Linked DNA regions of Mus musculus: region 2 is linked to region 1. Evidence: chromatin loops called from intact Hi-C (ENCODE). Cell type or tissue: heart. All regions are shown on one strand. Each heading gives the region's core, and the rest is flanking DNA. Links, peaks and the distances in the headings are about the cores only. Region 1 holds the start of Plp1 (proteolipid protein (myelin) 1). Region 2 overlaps Glra4 (glycine receptor, alpha 4 subunit).

Evidence for each region. A loop is a pair of places that touch in the nucleus more often than their neighbours do. Peaks named below come from ENCODE experiments on the same cell type or tissue, not always from the same donor. Only the 100,000 strongest peaks of a DNase experiment are listed, where the experiment ranks them.
Region 2: a loop joins it to region 1, with 2.9 times the contacts of the local background. A loop is called at or near these places in 18 of 42 quality-filtered maps.

What each region holds. Positions count from the first base shown.
Region 1 is chrX:136,816,306-136,824,642 of GRCm38, forward strand. Plp1 (proteolipid protein (myelin) 1) reads left to right here and starts at 6,453. Exons shown (of 7, transcript NM_011123.4): 1 at 6,453-6,612. The coding sequence starts at 6,609. In heart, for the core only: a CTCF peak has its summit at 4,187 (motif pointing left); a DNase peak (open chromatin) is centred at 3,566.
Region 2 is chrX:136,757,280-136,765,616 of GRCm38, forward strand. Glra4 (glycine receptor, alpha 4 subunit) reads right to left here. Exons shown (of 9, transcript NM_010297.2): 8 at 5,440-5,589; 9 at 395-707. The coding sequence ends at 417. It overlaps BC065397 (cDNA sequence BC065397), which reads left to right. Exons shown (of 10, transcript NR_033324.1): 4 at 822-917; 5 at 1,281-1,479; 6 at 2,577-2,639; 7 at 3,139-3,296; 8 at 4,712-4,809. Among named protein-coding and RNA genes, the nearest start is that of Glra4, 18 kb to the right of the region's middle. In heart, for the core only: a CTCF peak has its summit at 3,987 (motif pointing right); no DNase peak of the experiment used is centred there.

The DNA.
Region 1 (8,337 bases), core at 328-8,327:
TCCACCACTGGTGGAGCCTAACCAACCTTTCTGAGGTTCCTGGTTGTACCCAGTTATCATACTGAACGACCTACATCTTGGGAAATACTTTTTGCTGGCAAATTGACAGTTGGTGACAGGTTTAAACTTCAAGGAGCTGGAAACATTGGAAAACAAATGAATTCTGAAACTGCTAAGTGAAACCCAAGACATTTTAGTATTTTTATGGAGCACATATCCTAATTGCTGTTTTAAAAATAGGCAAGTTTGGGGATATCTAAAAGTCCTAGATCTGACAGTTGTCAGTGGCAGAGATCACTAAAGTTCTGCTTCTTTATCAGGCACTTCGAGAGTGTCAGCCCCTCTCATGGTTATTATTAATATTGTTTTTGTACCTCAGCATAGGCAGTGTATTAAAAATGTCATGTTCATTATTTTGTATAAGCCCTGATGGGTCCTGTGCCCTATAATAATAACAATAGAAGTGCAAGTCGGGGGGGGGGGGGAGTGTGCATGCCTGTAATCCCAGCACTCAGGAGGCAGAGGCTGACCGATCTCTGTGAGTTCAAGTCCAGCCTGGTCCATAGAATGATTCCTAGGACAGCCAGGATACAGAGAAACCCTGTCTTGAAACGAACAAACAAAAATATAACAATAGGAAGAGATCAATTGTGAAATCTGAAGATAGTAACCATATGAGGTCACCACTATTATATCTTTTCAGGAACAAAAAAGCAAAGACTAAGAGGCTCAATCATTGCCTAGTGTCATAGAGCTGACTAACCAAATCTGTGGATGTTTTGAAGGAAGGATGCTGGAGTCTTTGTTTTTAATGATTGCTATTGAACCAAGGGCTTTGCTATGGCTGGCATGCCATTGATCACTGCTCCAACTTCAGCTCCAGAATCTAGGTTTGAAATCACTATATGCTATGCTCATATCGATCCCCGACCAAGTAGAAGGCTACTTGATATCTAGCCAAAATCGTGAATGCTACCATTCAAAGACCCCTTCCTTTTGTTTCGTTATCATGGAGGATCCTCTGAGAAGAACACTTCTTTGACTTTGCAGTTTTTCTACAATTGTTCTTTTTAAAAGAAAACATTTTCCCTTGCTGGTCAGGGTCCACACAACGCCAAGAGTTAGGCCAGGATAGAGGATCTATTAGCACCCCCTGATTCAGAGGGTAGCCCTCAACTTGGCAGGGCCATGAGATAAGTTGAGCTTCAGGGCCCAGGGTCCCTCATCTCACTCCTGGTTTCCCAGGGAGAAGCCAACGAGAGTGAAGCTCTTTGACCAGGAATCATTGGCAAATGGAAGAGCCCAATGCAGACAAAAGCCCCTAACCCCACATCCTACCTAGAGACACAGGTCTTCTCTTTTGCCTGTGCCAGCTTATAGGATGTCACTTGGGCCTAGACTTGTGGGCAAATTGGCTGCTTAGACAGAGCTTAGCTGGGGCATGAGAAGGAGAAAGCGAGGGCTCTCTGTGGGGCCCACTTGCCCTAAGCTCCAGCAAATGATGTGTACTTACCTGAGGCACTTAACTCTCAGCAGGGAGGATTGAGGCTTCCCTTGCTTCTTCGTACTATCTGTTAGCCTAGTTTCCCAGGAAAGGGACTTTAGCTTCAAGGTTAGACATTCTGTTCTATAGCACACCAAGTTTAGATTGCAGTGCCACCACTCAGACTGACCCTTCAACTGGCTATGCAGCCAGATACTTGCCTTTGTTTCTCTGAAAGGCCCAGAAAATTCTATCATCATTGCTGTTGTTGCACCAGGAGGAATAGGCAGGTTTATCTCTGTAAAGACTGCCCGGGGCTGTGGTATCAAGAAGTGGCCTAGGCAACTGTTAGAGCTGATTCCGCAGTGGACAGATGTAGCCCACAGTATTGGTGGACCCTATAGAGAGGTAGAAAGGCTTTGTGCCTCTGTCACACTACCTCCTGGGTCTTCATCCTTTTGGATAGCATGGATGCTTGTTTTCTCCTACAAGAAGCAGAGCTAGGGCACCCACCCCTTCCCCAACCAGCTGTGCCCTAAGGGAGTTTCCAGGGGGTTCCTACTCCCAGTAGCACCCTCATTGGCTGTATATAAGAATATGGTTGTGGGCAGGGTGAATGTCAAGTGGGACAGTGGGGGCCAGCCTAACCAGTGTACTGAGGGCTGCCTGAGATCCGTGGAAGAGACTTTAGTGGCCTGCGGACTGCTGTATTGAGGAAGTTTTCAGATGAAAAGTTAAATAAAATAAGCATGAGATCCATATAATTACCAACCACAGCCATGCTAAAGGATGTAGAGTAAAACGGCTTCCCTTAATCTCCAAATTCCCACCCCTTTCTCCAGAAGCAGCCATTTTTTAGCAGGCTAGGTGTACCATTCCAGAAATAGACATTCCCCCTCGGGAAGGTTCTCCTTTTTGTTTCTGGCTTAGTCTGAATTTTAACTGTGATGACTCTTCTTTTTTTTTCTGACTTCATATTTTAATCATATACAAAGGAGAGAAAATAATAGAACAAACCTCCATGTTCTCATGTAGTTGTAATAATTATCAACATTTGGCTCATTATTTCATTAAATCTTGTTATTACATTTTTCTGGAGTGGGCAAAGCTCAAGGATTGTGACATTTGGCTATAAAGACTTCTAAAATAAAGACTCTTTAAAAAGCATTCTTGTGGCCAGGGATGCAACTTAGTAGTATAGGCATAGAATACTGAGAGTCTGAGTTGGATTTGCAATAGCACATAAACTCAGTCAGTCTTGGTATTATAGCCACACCTAAGAAGCATCCCAGCAGTCTTTTCTATCGATTGTCTCTTCTGAATCCCACTTATTTGAAGCCCATCAAGATATATAAAACCCACTACATTTCAAACATTCACTTTATATTTTGCTTAGAGGAGTATGAAGGGTTAGGAACTTGGGTCATAGCAGCCAGAGAAGCTCGCTCGCCCATCCTCCCCTTTGCTATTCTTGTTCAGGAAAGAGGCTCTGTATTCAAGCATTCTTTCAGAGCAGAACAATTGTCCCAGCAAGTTCCAAGCAATGAATCTGGACAGAGGTATTTTCTAAAGGTACTTTTGTCTTTTGCCTATTAGGTGACTTCTGTGTACCCCATTACTCAAATGATAAAAATAAGTATATCTATAGAGTTAGGTGACTATTGACAACCAGGGAATAATTTTATTTTTGTTGTCATTAGACTTCATACATCTGCACTCTCTAATAGGGCTACCCAGGCAAAGCCAGCCAAGTTTTCAGGGTTCTAAGTGGGTTACATGGTTTCTTCCCACTGGATATTTGGCATTTCTCAGGTTTGAGTGTTCTGAGTTTATTTATCTGAATATTTTCTCTTCTAAGCGACTTTCTTACTCTATCCCAAGCTATTTGCATATCTCCCTTTTACATAAATACACAATTTACAAGTCAGCCCTGTCCATCCTTACATTGCTCCTTGAGTTACCAGAAGAACAACACCCTCACTCCCCACAACACACACTGTGCATGACCAAAGAATGCGACATCTCTGGCCCTCAGCCCTCAGTTCTCTTGGCCAAAAAGGCATGGCCAAGCCAATCGGCATAAAGTTGGGTGTGGAAAGTTCTATCTGCAAACACACAACACTTGATACATCGTCTGCCACTCTGCCAGTATTCTGTGCCAGGATTGTGAAAATTTGTAAAAGCCAGCCACTCGCCTTTCCAAATTTGGCCTGTGATGACACAGTATTGGATGGGACAAGAAAAGCCTCAGCTCTAGACGCTCTGGATGAGCCCGAGAACTCAGTCATACTGGGCCTTCTCTGTTTCCTTGTCTATCTTCCAAGTGAACATTCAGAGAAGTGAACCATCAGATTAGGCACTTACGAGCTTATCTACTTTTCAGGGAGCAAGTCACTGGACTTCTCAATGCCCTGGTTCAGTGGAGCAAAGAAAACTTGTTTGCTTTCTGGCCTTCCAGAATCTGATATGACAGGGGAGAACATGGAGGTACTATCCAGATGTTTTGTAGTTCATTGAAGACAGTTGCACAACTAAACTAAGCTGTGATCAAGGGGGCCCACGTTTTCTGGTTTACTGCTAGAACTGCATGAAGCACACTGTTTACTGGTATACTACAACCCTGCTTTGTTCTTCCTCACAGGCTCCCAAAGCAGGCAGCAGACTGCAACCATGAAGGCTCTTGGTGCCCTCTGGAGGAATGTTCAGGCATTGCAGAAGCCCAGCCAGAATGGAGACTTGTTTTTTGTTCAGCTCACTTAAGAGACCCAATGAAAGCAGAATCATAGACACAGGTAGGGTGGATGGGGTTTTCTTGGGTCAGGGAAATTCTTGAAGACTGGAAAAAAAAAGTCCTCTGAGGACTGTAACAGGAGCTTAGAAGAAGGATGCAGAGGGACTGTGCAGGCAGACTGTCATGTCAGATAGACAGAGCAACCGCAATGCACTAGATCCGAGGGAGCTGGGAACCTTAGGGGACAGGGGAGGGTGTGACATAATCGCCTGGCTGAGCACCTTTCCTAGCCATTAGCAGAAGAGCATTGCAGAAACAGAAAGATCTGCCCCATCAGTGAGGAGAGAGAAAAGGAGGGACAAGAGAAAGAGAACAGAAAATCAAATTCAGAGTAAGACAGTGGAGATGATAGAAAGGAGCAAAGAGGCCTCGGGGAATATGGTAGATAAGTTTGTGTCTGGGAGTTTACTGGGGAATTATTTCCTTCTGAGTAGCATAAACAGTCCCAGAGATGCTGCTGAGAATGGCTGAGATGCATCTGAGGAGTCAACCTGAGCGATTCCCCCCACACATAGATCAGCTTTGGCTATTGGCTTTTTGATTTCCCCACATCAGAATTCCCAAAGTTTAGGGTCAGTTCTTTTTGCCATCGTCCCTCTCCTCCAGGGCTGTCAATATAAAGAAGACCTACAGCTTCACTTCCATGACAGGCCGAGTCTGTGTCTGGAGAGCAGACCTAGGAAGGCATGGGTCTTAAGATCCTCAGCAGTCAGTCATGGCCTTAGTGTAGGATGCCCTGGGAAGCTCCTACCATACTGTTCCTCATGAGGCAGGTTCAAGGATCCCTTACCTTTCAAGTTGTACAAGAGCAAAAGATTTGTTTTAGAACCAGCCTCATACAGTCTACAATTCTGGAGTCCAGAGTTGTAGGTCCTACTCAGTTTTCCTCCTCTATTGTCTCTTATCTCAAGACAAAAACCACAGGACAAGTTCAGGAGGACATACCTTATTTTTTAGAGGTATAGAAATGACAAGTTCCACAACTTTCCTTAGAGCCATTCAGCAGTAGAATCTTGCTTCTAAATCAAGAGGGTTATGAGTGTGAGGCTTCTGAGGTGAGAGAGAAGATAGACAAAGAAACCACATAAGCGCTCCTTAAGGTGCACCTGTTTTAGAAAGGACTAGAAAAGTTTGCCTAGCTAACATCACCTTTTATATTTGGTTCCTTCACAGACGTCAGAAATCACTCTTACCATTGTAAATGGTTCACAAATACTTCCCCTCTTTTTACTGCTTGGCCATATTTTTTCATAGAATCCTCTTTGAGACAAGGACTGTATTTTCTTTCTCCCCCCCCCCCCAACTCTGACTGCTGCTTTCCCAAACGCTCCTTCCGTCTCCTTAGCCTCATCTTCACTCTGATGGGAACACTATTTCCTGGGAAGAGTTTTGACTAGCTGCTTGCCAGTTTGTGATAATGTCTTGTCTCAGAGTTCATTTTCCTTGAAAATTGCCTACATGGTCCACTCTGGCCTTTTTGTCCCTTGTGACCTTGGCACAGGTCTTGCCCTCTCCTTTGTATCTCTGTTATCCAAATGTACTCTCATTGCACGTCTGGCTTTTTTGAGCCTGGTCACACACAGTCTGTTCATAGAATCAGCAGCTGGTTCTATCTGCATTCTTCTAAAACCAAAGCTTTTGAAGAAATTATTTTAAATGACTTTTTTTCTTCCCCATTGTGTTTCCAGTGCCAGGAAGAGAAAGAATGCTTTTTTTGCTTACAGAGGAAAGGAAAGGTTCCATGGTCAAGGGCAACGAGCAGTGAGAGTTGGGTGCGGTGTGTTTGGTAGTATAGTAAGTAGGCTTTTGATTCAGACCCCCTTCTCATCAGGGCTACTATTTCACATGACTTTACATGCTCAGACCCAGGTATGACACATTTAAATGGACCCAAGGATCATTTGGGAGGATTCAAGAACCCCTCCATTTAATTTACACCCCTAATTCACACTTCCTGATTTATTTAAAGCAAAATGAAATTCTAGAGAAGCTTTAGGGGGGAAAAGAGAGAGAAAGAAAAAAAACAATTGGGAGTGAAAAGGCATAAAGAGAAGATGGAGCCCTTAAAGAAGGGAGTATCCCAAAGGAGGTGGGGACAAGGGGAGGAGAAGGGGAGGAGGAGAGGAGGAGGGAAACGAGCCTGTCTCTTTAAGGGGGTTGGCTGTCAATCAGAAAGCCCTTTTCATTGCAGGAGAAGAGGACAAAGATACTCAGAGAGAAAAAGTAAAGGACAGAAGAAGGAGACTGGAGAGACCAGGATCCTTCCAGCTGAGCAAAGTCAGCCGCAAAACAGACTAGCCAACAGGCTACAATTGGAGTCAGAGTGCCAAAGACATGGGTGAGTTTCAAAAACTCCAGCATCAAAGATGCAGGCACAGGAGTTCAACTTTGGGGCTTTGGGTTTCCAGTGGCTTAAATAAGTTGTGTTTTGGCACTTATTTTCTGTTTTAATTTCTTAGCATTTAACTGTATTAACCCCTTCTCTGCTGTGCTGAGCATACTGCTTCACTGCCAACGAATCCTGGCAGTACATGTGGTGTCTTCCAGACCTTTGGAAAATGCACACAGGTTGGCTATGATCATGTGGCTTCTTACCCCTCACTTCCTTGTCCTCTCTCCTTTCCCCGATCTTAAGGCCCTGATTATGGTCAGGTTGTGTGGGACCCCTTGTTCTGCTGGAGGCAACTTGAATATTGACTAAGCTACAAATGCATTAAGTACTTGCTTCCCTGATACAAACTTCAAAGCATGTTTTGCATCAGTAGGATGTGGAGGAATGGGGAAAATTGGACTCAGACTTGGCAGTGCCTATAGTGGACATTCCAGGTTCAGAAAATGAAAATACAGTTCACAGTGGTTTTACCATGCGGAATAGATATGGATTGTATGTGCTTGTGTATGCTTGTGTGTACGGATGCATGTGAGCACACACATATAGGACAACATTTCTAGTATCATGGACTTACCCTTAATCCCAGATATAACAAGGAGGCTTCTATCTAAAGGCTTTTGTTAAGTTGTCTGAGACCTGAGGGTTTTTCTATGTTCCACAACTATGGAAGATGTAAAATTCTGCTGTCCAGCAGTGCCTGTTCAGAGTAAGGTGTGTGGGGCATAAGGGTCTTTGCCTAGGTAAGATGCTGCAGAGATAGGTACTTATTGCTCACATGTGGGGAAGATAAAAGTAGCAACTTGAACACATCCTGAAGGAGAGGAGATTCAGTTTTCCTGTGTGTTCACCGTGCAACTTTGTAACCAGTAAAAAGATCCACAGAAGTAGTTTTTCAATTAGAAACTGAACTGTTGTTAACCTTGGCTTTTTTCATCTCAAGTCACTGAGGGAACTGTTACAAGTATATATGTAGGCAGGATAGTTAAGAGGGTGGCGTCTTAGACTACTGGTCCAAACAACCAGGTTTGGATCTCAGCTCAGTCTCTAAGGAACTCTGCAAAATTAGGCATGTCACCATGAATCACCATTTCATCATCTGGTAGACAGGGGCAACAATAACTGTTTTGTCTACTTTCAGGGTGGAAGATCAAGTAATAAGGATGTGGCAGCCCTGTCAGTGTAGAGAAGTCCTATAAACCCTGTAAATTCTGATGACAACGACTACTCTGCACCAGTGCATATCTAGGCTAACCCTTCCTCTTTGCAAGGTTGTCTTTGTGCATACCTTGTATGTAAGAAACATTTGATCTCGTAAATGTAGCAAGATGGGAAAAAGTCACTTCCTGCTCTGGACCCAGGAACCCTATCTAACATTCATGTGGCTGATTAAATAGGTTGTTCTTTCAAAACAGAGGAGGAGTGTAAGTTGAATTACTTCCTCAGGGGATAAGGCCCTGAAGAGATAAAGACAGGAAGAGAGAAAATGACCAGAGGAGCATGTTCTTGTAATGGAGGCTGAATGATCTCCCCCAGAGGATGTGGATGTGGGTGGGTAAGCAATACATGGACTAGGGATACAGGACAGAATAGCCACTGTCTCTGCAATCACTCAGTAACACAGTATCTGAGACCATGTGAATTTTCAGCCATTTCTGACCAGGCAGTGGAATG
Region 2 (8,337 bases), core at 235-8,234, 59 kb before region 1:
CAGAATTTGTGGACTGAAAGGACAGTGGAAGGGAGAGCAGTGCCAAGTAAAAGCCAGGCTCTGAATACAAGTAGAAAAGATGCAGATAGTAAAACCAAGAATCCCACAGTCTAGATATTCTTCACAGAGGAGCCCCAGCAATGACAGAAAGTCATTTTGGCATTAGCCACGTAGACAAACAAAGGGAAATGGCAGAGTAAGCAGTCAATCTGGATGAGGGTATATAAGCCATGTTTGTAAGTACAGCTACTATTGGCACTAGGCAGTCCCCACATAGCTTGGGAACTGGTAATTGAAGTTATGAGTATGAGATCAGAAGGAACTGTTCAAGTTCCTGAGAGAGTCTGATGGAAGGGAAAAGCCCACCTGGGTGAAAGCAGGAAGCCAGCAACTGTACACTATAGCCTCCACCCTGTTCACAGTGCCTGGTGGATATCTTCTGACCTTAGTACTTTATAGACAACCCAATAGAAGATATTGAAGACAAGAAAAGTAAAAGGGAAGACAGCCCTGGAGATGGTGTCAATTCTCTTGGCTCGGTCCACATAGAGTTTCCTCATGGTTTCTCCTTCCTTTAGAAGAGGGGTTGGAGGTTGGGGACTATAAATGCTGGAACCTTCCATTGGACCTCCATCCCTTGCTTGTAAGCAGTGTCCTAGGCCATAGCCACGAAAATAGAAGCGGCTCTCTCTTATGATGTCTTCTTCCTATAATTACAAGAGATAAAAGGTGGTATGTATATGTGTGTATATATATGTGTATATATATGTTATATATAATATTTATGTATATTAAGCTATATGCTATGGTTTCATTTACAGCCATGCATTGAGTTCCCTTTGAATATGTGTAACAACATTTGGAGTCATCTAAAACCTACTGAAGTGCCAACATCTCAACGTCAAATTCTGTGACAGGTAAACAGAACAATAAAACCACCAGATAGTAAGGCTGAGATATTTTGACTTGATAAATTGATTTTAATTAATTTTAAAAGCTTTAGAAATAGTTTGTTTGTAGATAGTACATTTTAAAGCTAATTTTGAATGAAAGCATGGCGGAGGCACATTTTAAATACGCAGTAAGCAACATGACCATTACTACAATAGTTGGCTGACAACAGCTGGGAAGCAGGAAGCAAGGACAGGAAGATAGAAATCAAAGAAATTGAAGGGAGCAGGAGGAGGAAGTGGGAAGAACCATCCACAAGAGCTTTACTTCTGGAAGAAGCCCTCAGTCCCTCTACCCCACAACTTACTTACTCTATTTTCTCATTTTAGAGCAGATTTGAGAAATATATCCTTCAAATAGAAGATGATTATGTATATTAAAAGTGTTGAATGCTCTGCAGTAAAAGCTTCAGCTAAGAGATTGCCTGAAATGAAGTATCCTTTTGTCTGATTTCATCTACCAACTCAAGTGTGCCCAGCACTGAGGAGGTTCCCGAGTCTCTCATCCCCAACACTGGAGAAGTCCAAGGTAAAACAAGAAGAGTAAGCCACCCTAGCTACCTGACGTAGTTCTTTAACTTATAAGAACAAGGAATATATATGTATATGCAGAATGAGCACAAAGGTGTTAAACATTTTGTACAATTTAAAGGACACTGTGGGATGTATATAACAAGGCCTCTGCAGCTACAGAAATCAATGAAAAAGTAGTTGATGAGGTACTGGTATGGTTGGTAATAGTAACGTCTTAATTATGATATCACCCAAAACTGACCTGTTATGAGGACAAGCCTGAGCATCAGTGGCAGACAAACTCAGGCCACAAACCCTTTCTCTGCTGTCTGTTAGTTCATATATAGACAGATTCATTCCTATATTTCCAGTGGCAGGAACCATGCTTGGACCCTAATTGATACTCAGAAGCTGTCTGTTGAATAGACAACTGGGCTGATAAGCCACATGCTTCAGGATATGAGGAATGGAGTGGCTTTTTGTTCTTGGATGCCAATATCTTGTCAGGGTCCCAAACTAAAGAGTGTACTCAGAAAAGTATCTTGTTCAGTTATGAAATACTTGACAGGAAAAAACAATTATTATTTGCCCCACTATACAGTGGTTCAATAGCCTTTTGCTTCTGTAAATGGAGGAACACTTTTTAAAAATATTCATTATTTTTATTTGAGGTGTATGGGCAGTTGGCCTTCATGTATATCTGTGCATCATGTGTGTGTACTGGTGGGGCCCTGGAACTGAAGTTATAGATTGTTGTTAGCAGCCATGTGCATGCTGGGGATTGAACACAGGTCCTCTGGAATAACAGCTAGCCAGTGCTCTTATCCCCTAAGCCATCTCTGCAGCCTGTGAGGAACACTTTGAACACAGGAAAAAATTAACGTCTACCCACCAGAAAGCTTTACTGTCCTGTTCTTGAAGTATCGGGGTCTTCGTAGAGAATTAGATGTGTATATATCAGAGGCAGTTCACTATCCTGGCTTGTTAATCTTGAAAAGTTACAGTTTGGCAGCCTGAAGGCTCTGCTCATTTATCATTTTGGCCTTTTTTTAGTCAGAGATCTTTATTAATCGCACATGTATTGTATAATTAATATTCACACTCTTGCTACAGGGGAGATTTGCTGGGACCATTGGTATGCAGAATATCTCCTAAGGACTTAGAACTATGATAGGGGTAAGTAAAGTAAACAAATACTTGCTAGCATTGCAGTATAGCTGTACCGCACTGTAGTGCACTATTCACCTCGGCACCCAGCTACAAGACACAGCTACAGAGGCTAGGTACTGAGAAAACATTCCGAGCGAGGAACTTAGATCCAACTGTAATTGCTGTTTTTATAAATCCCATTATTTCCCCTTTTATCCAGTGAATCTAAGGAAATTGTGTGGAAATATTTCTCAGGCTAGAAGAAAGTAATTTTATACAGAAGAGAAAATATATCTAATAAAGTAAGCTATTCTTGGTTCTTTTTAGTTTTAATATGTATCTTTTTGGCTTGCACAGCAAAGATTAGTGCCCTAAAAGAGGCCTAAATTTGGATATTAGATACTTAAGACAAACTCTGAATGACGAGGGAGTGTCATTGGCTTGGGGAGGAACAACATGCCATTGAATATCCCTTTGCTCTTTCTATGGCTATTGAAAAGAGTTGAATTTGTTTCTACTTACCTAGGAGCCAAGTGCTGGAAGGCTAGAGAAGGAAGCTGGGAGATAATGCCCAGTGTAAAAGGTGGACTATGAAGACGGAATAGAGTAATAAATATGGAAGTGAGACACTCAGGGAGAAAAGATTCTGGACATGGGGCAGAACGCTCAATGGAAGACAGAGAGGTGAGCAGGGTTCTGAAAGTAAGGCCCTGAGAGGATTTGCTGGTATTTTGTAAATTTTCTAGTTCTTAAGTTACTGTATTGATAATAGCAAGGATTCTTGTCTATGCAGTTTGACAGCCTTTGCCTTTGACTGGTGTGCTCAGAGCCAGGGGCTAGGCTAACCCTGCAGGGGTGCTGAGAGTAAGGCTTTCACCTCTTCCTCTAAACTCCTTAGACCAGCTGCGAAGGCAAAGGGCATGTAAAACCATCGCCATTTCCTGCACTGCCACAGGAGAAGAGCAAGCACCATGCACGGGAGACAAGTGGTGGAGGAGGTGGTACTAGGAGCAAGATGAGTAGCACTGTAGTAACTGTAGTAATATTTGTTACTGGGACAGCGACACAAGTGTTTTAGGTAGGAAAGGGGCTCTGGAGTATTTGAAAACCTGTTCTTTCCTAGGAGTGCAAAGTTAAAAAACATTAAAAATCAAACTATGAATCGAAGAGTTTGGTACCTGGAGAAAAGTTTCATACAACTAAAGAAGAGGCAGAGATGATTATTTTAGGAAAGGGAGCATCCTGATTTTTTCATCCCCTAATTATGTACATGTTTTCCTACCCCTTCGATGAGGTAGGAAAATCTTATAGGCAGCTCTCTGGAAGAATGAGTCTTATTCAAAGATATGTAGTTGAAGATCAGTCCACTAGAGGGCTCACTCTTTGGGAACTATGAAAGAACTAAAGAGAGGAAAACTAGAAGAAGAATCTGTATGAGATAGGAGCCCCGTCTTCCCCAGAAAGGAACCATATCAAGAAATGTGAAGTCATATAGATTGTATGATCATTGGAAGTCATAATAGTGGTGTGCCAGGAGCAACTGAGGTGGGAGTTGAGAGTTAGGAGGAACAAAGCATCCTTGTATTACTATGTCTCAGGCTAAAGTCCGAGTGTGTGTGTGTGTGTGTGTGTGTGTGTGTGTGTACACGCGTGTGTGAGCACTCGTGCACATATTTGCGTGTGTGTGTTACTGTGGATCAAACGCAAGATTTATACATACGCTTGGCAAGCACTCTGCCACTGAGCTAGACCTGCTGCCCCCTAGAGTCAAGATTTTAACAGTGCGTTCAGGTAATTTGTTTTCTCTGCTCCAAGAAGTAATTTTGTGCTGTGCATTTTGGGTTTGAAGCCTCTGGATTAGACAGAAAACATGGAATCAAAGCTCGAGACACTGTCTCTGAAGATTAAGCAACCAGTACCAAGGCTTTCAGCTTTGCTCATAATTGGAGCTTGCTTGTCTCAGGGTAGCCTAAGCACCTCTGTTGTCATGACAACTTACCTAGTGCCTATTGTCTGGGCAATTGAGGGAAAACTGCTTCTGTTGTCATGACAACAACTTCCTCTTCTATCTCCCCTTGGTGATCACTCTGTTCTGGAAGAAATGGGGCTAACAAACAAGAGTGAGGAAGACCACCACCTCAAGCCTACCAACTCTGAAGTGCCTGATGCTCAAGATACATTCCACCAATCAGAAGAGGCAAGTAGTGGTCTTTCAATTTCAGTTCAAACATGGGGACCATCTTACAGTGCTCCATTTGAAAGGCACTGGTGTCTGACTCTTAGTTCTTAATAGAGGACGACTTAAAGTACCTTCCTTCTGTATGCGAGGAAAACCAAAAACACTATCATTAATTCTCAAAGCAATAACATCAATGTTAAGCCAATATATGGTTCTAATAGTGGCAAATATATTTTTGTTTGCTTGTTTTGAGACAGGGTCTCTATGTAGTCCTGGCTATCCTAGAACTTGATATATAGACCAGGCTGGCCTTAAACTTACAAAACCTTTAGTCTCTACCTCCCAAATGCTGAGATTATGGGCATGTGCTACCATGCCTAGCCTGGGCTAATATATTTTAAGCGTTTATTGCATGCATACTCTTAATTTCTCTACTGCCTTATAAGGGTTAATGTCTCATTGAATAGATAAAGGAAACAGTACCAGAAAAACTAAGTATTTAATTTAACTGTCAACAGCCTGGGACTAGAATTCCCAGGATTCCCAATTGCCTAGTCCTAGAGTCCTGGGTTGGGTTTATAGGAGGAGTAATAGGAAGGAAAGACTGCAAAGGAGAAGGAAAGTGGGCTCCACCCCTTCGGTACTCACCATACGCTGACGTCTCTGCCTTCTACGAAGTCTCATAAATTCCTTATGCTGACGAGAGACAAAATTGACTGCAGCATACTCAAGCAAGGCAGCAAATACAAAGAGCAGGCATACAGCCATCCAGATGTCAATTGCCTTTACGTAGGACACCTGCAACATCCATGAACAGAGAAGTTATCCTTTCTGGAGTCCTTCCATGGACTGTCCAGTGGATTTCTAATCCATATCAATTGCCTGCTATTGTTCAGTTTTATCCTGAAATTTCTGTGGTTTTAAAAAATTCTGTCCTGTTACATATCTTTATCTGAAGGCTACCCATCATCCTTCATCTTCCTGCAGTCTTCACCCTCCACTTTCATGAGCCTGTCCCCTTACTCTTTATTTCCCTTCTTTGTTATTCTTGCATGCCCGTTTTGCCTTCTCTCTCTTCCTCTTTTATTTCTTTTGATTCTTCTCTTTTAGTAAATAAAAATGATCAAATCACATTTGCTTGCCCTCTGGGATGCCCTGGGTTTCTCTTAGCCATGGGAGGTGTGTGGAGTCAGTTACGACTCAGAGAGAAGGGGTTTCAGCAGAGGTCACTTAGTTAAAAGGTGATACTAGGACTGGAAAAATTTGGAGCTTTGAAGTCACTGGCCTTGACATTTGCTTTGGTTCTAGCCTCACTGGCAGACTAGAATCTCCCCCGTTCCTGTTCGGCTGTTGACCCCGTGGGGTTTTCTGCTGCTTTTGCAAGAGTTACTGCTGAGGAGTAGGGTACAGTGGTGAGCTAAAGCTTCATCTCTCACCTTGGAGAGAACAGGGCAGGATCCTGAGGGAGTGCTACCTAGCCCTTCTCATGACACTTCAGTAATTGCAGGGCTCTCTGGGCACCCACTCATCTGCTTCCTGCCATGTTCCTCTTGTTACCTGCCTTTGGGAGCTTTGAAGAGCTTTTTTTCTCCCACTTGCCTGGTAAAGGTTGAACACACACAAACCTCCTCAGGAAAAAGGCTCAGCTGGATGGGTCTAAGAGGAGGGACAGAACTTCAATTTATTGAGAACCTTTCAGTTCCTTAACCGGAGGGATTTCCTGTGGAGTTTGAGCTCACTCCATATAGCTTCATATCAAGGGTAGGATTTGTGAAAGTGACTCCTTTTTACCAGCTTCTGTGTTATAGAGCACTGAGATTGCTGCAGACTCCAGCTATAGCAAAGGTCGCATGGGATACATTCTCTACTTACTGGCTGTCTCTGTGAGAGTAGAGATTGATAGTGGAGATGGCATCCAGGACTTCCTGTGTTACAGGCATAGTGCTTTACCAATAAGCTATATCCCCAACCTCCTATCTTATTGGTTTTTAAAAGAAAGTGTTCTACACACATGAGCATTTAGCAGTGTTTATAGGAAATTTTGGCAACACAATTTTAGAGTGGTCATAGCTACTGGCATCTAATGGGTAAAAGACAAGGGTGCTATAAAGCATTATAAAGCACATACCATTCCTCCCTCCAAACACACACACACATTTGTTCTAACTGACATGTGAAAGTTGGCAAACCCTGCTTTACTTCTGGGCAGCTCCACTGAAAGAGTAGGAATGGGTTACTCAGATTAGGAATTCCTTGGTGCAGTCTCCGATTCAATACCAATGAAGAAGGTATCCCATTTAACTGTCTATCTCCCAGACCCACTGGCCTCTCAAGGACGTCAGATACCTGCTATGAAGATCAGTAATGAGGCAATGATAAGGGATAGTCATGACGGGCTTTAGGCTATTAATGAAAAGGGCACCTTATGTATTTGTGGCTTGTTAATGATAAATGTGTCACTAATAAGGTTTTTTAAAAGATCACTGTGATCATATCACAACCCCTCCCACTACAGCTCTTTAGAGGTTCTCTATTAACCTTGTGTTCTAGATGTGTCGCACTTGCCATGGTCTTTGACCTCTCACTGCCTCTTCGGCCTCAGCGTGCCCCTTGTCATCTATGATCTTGCTGTAGTAAAATGTTTCAGTGTTTTTAAAGAAGTCTGTCTCTTCCTCTTTTCTCTGTGATCTGACTAACTTGCTGTTTAGCTTCCATCTTAGATAGCATATGTTTGAGATGCCTTTCCTGATCGTCCTAATGTGTGTTTTACTGTATGTGCTTGGCTTGCCCATAACTTTTTAGCATCCACCACACACCTGGCCAGTTCCTCCACTAGACTGAGCTTTTCCATGCCAAGAACTATTTTTATGTTGTTCTGTCCCCAATACTTGAGTGCTTGGCACACAATAAGTGTTTTGTTTTGTTTTTTGAATGAGCAGATAGAAGGTTTAGCAATGTGTTTGTCTCTGCTGGCTCCTACTTGCTGTCTCTGCCCTTCTTTCCTTTCTTTGCCTCACGAGCTAAGGGCAAAATATAGAGAATTGGAGCCTTCCTCCCTGGTGCAGCTTTATATCTTGTCATCCATTTAGCTTTTCCTGTCGCTGAGCCTCTTGCAGCTATGGAGATCAAGAGCCTGGCAAAGAGACAGAAATCAGTGCCTTTAGGGTGCTACACAAGGTAATGAAGGAATGCTTCCTGTAGACTATAGCGAAAGACTGCCCCACCTGAGTTCCCTTACAAAGAAATCCCTTATACTCTCTTCCTACACAATAGAGGTGTGTTTTGGATGGGAGTAGTGTTGCTATCAGATGCCTCTGGCCTGGCCTCATCAAACATGATGTTGCCCAAACTGAAGGATGAGCAAGATCTGCTTGGCTTGCTGGTTCCTTTGCTCCATGGCTCTACCTACCAAGACTGTTCATTTCAGGGTACATGGCCTGACTATTTTGCTTACAGACCAATGAGGCTATTAAAAAGTCATGAAAATATGACAAGAAGGTCCTAAATGTTGCAAACAACCTCTTGACAAAGTCTGTTTTTCCAAAT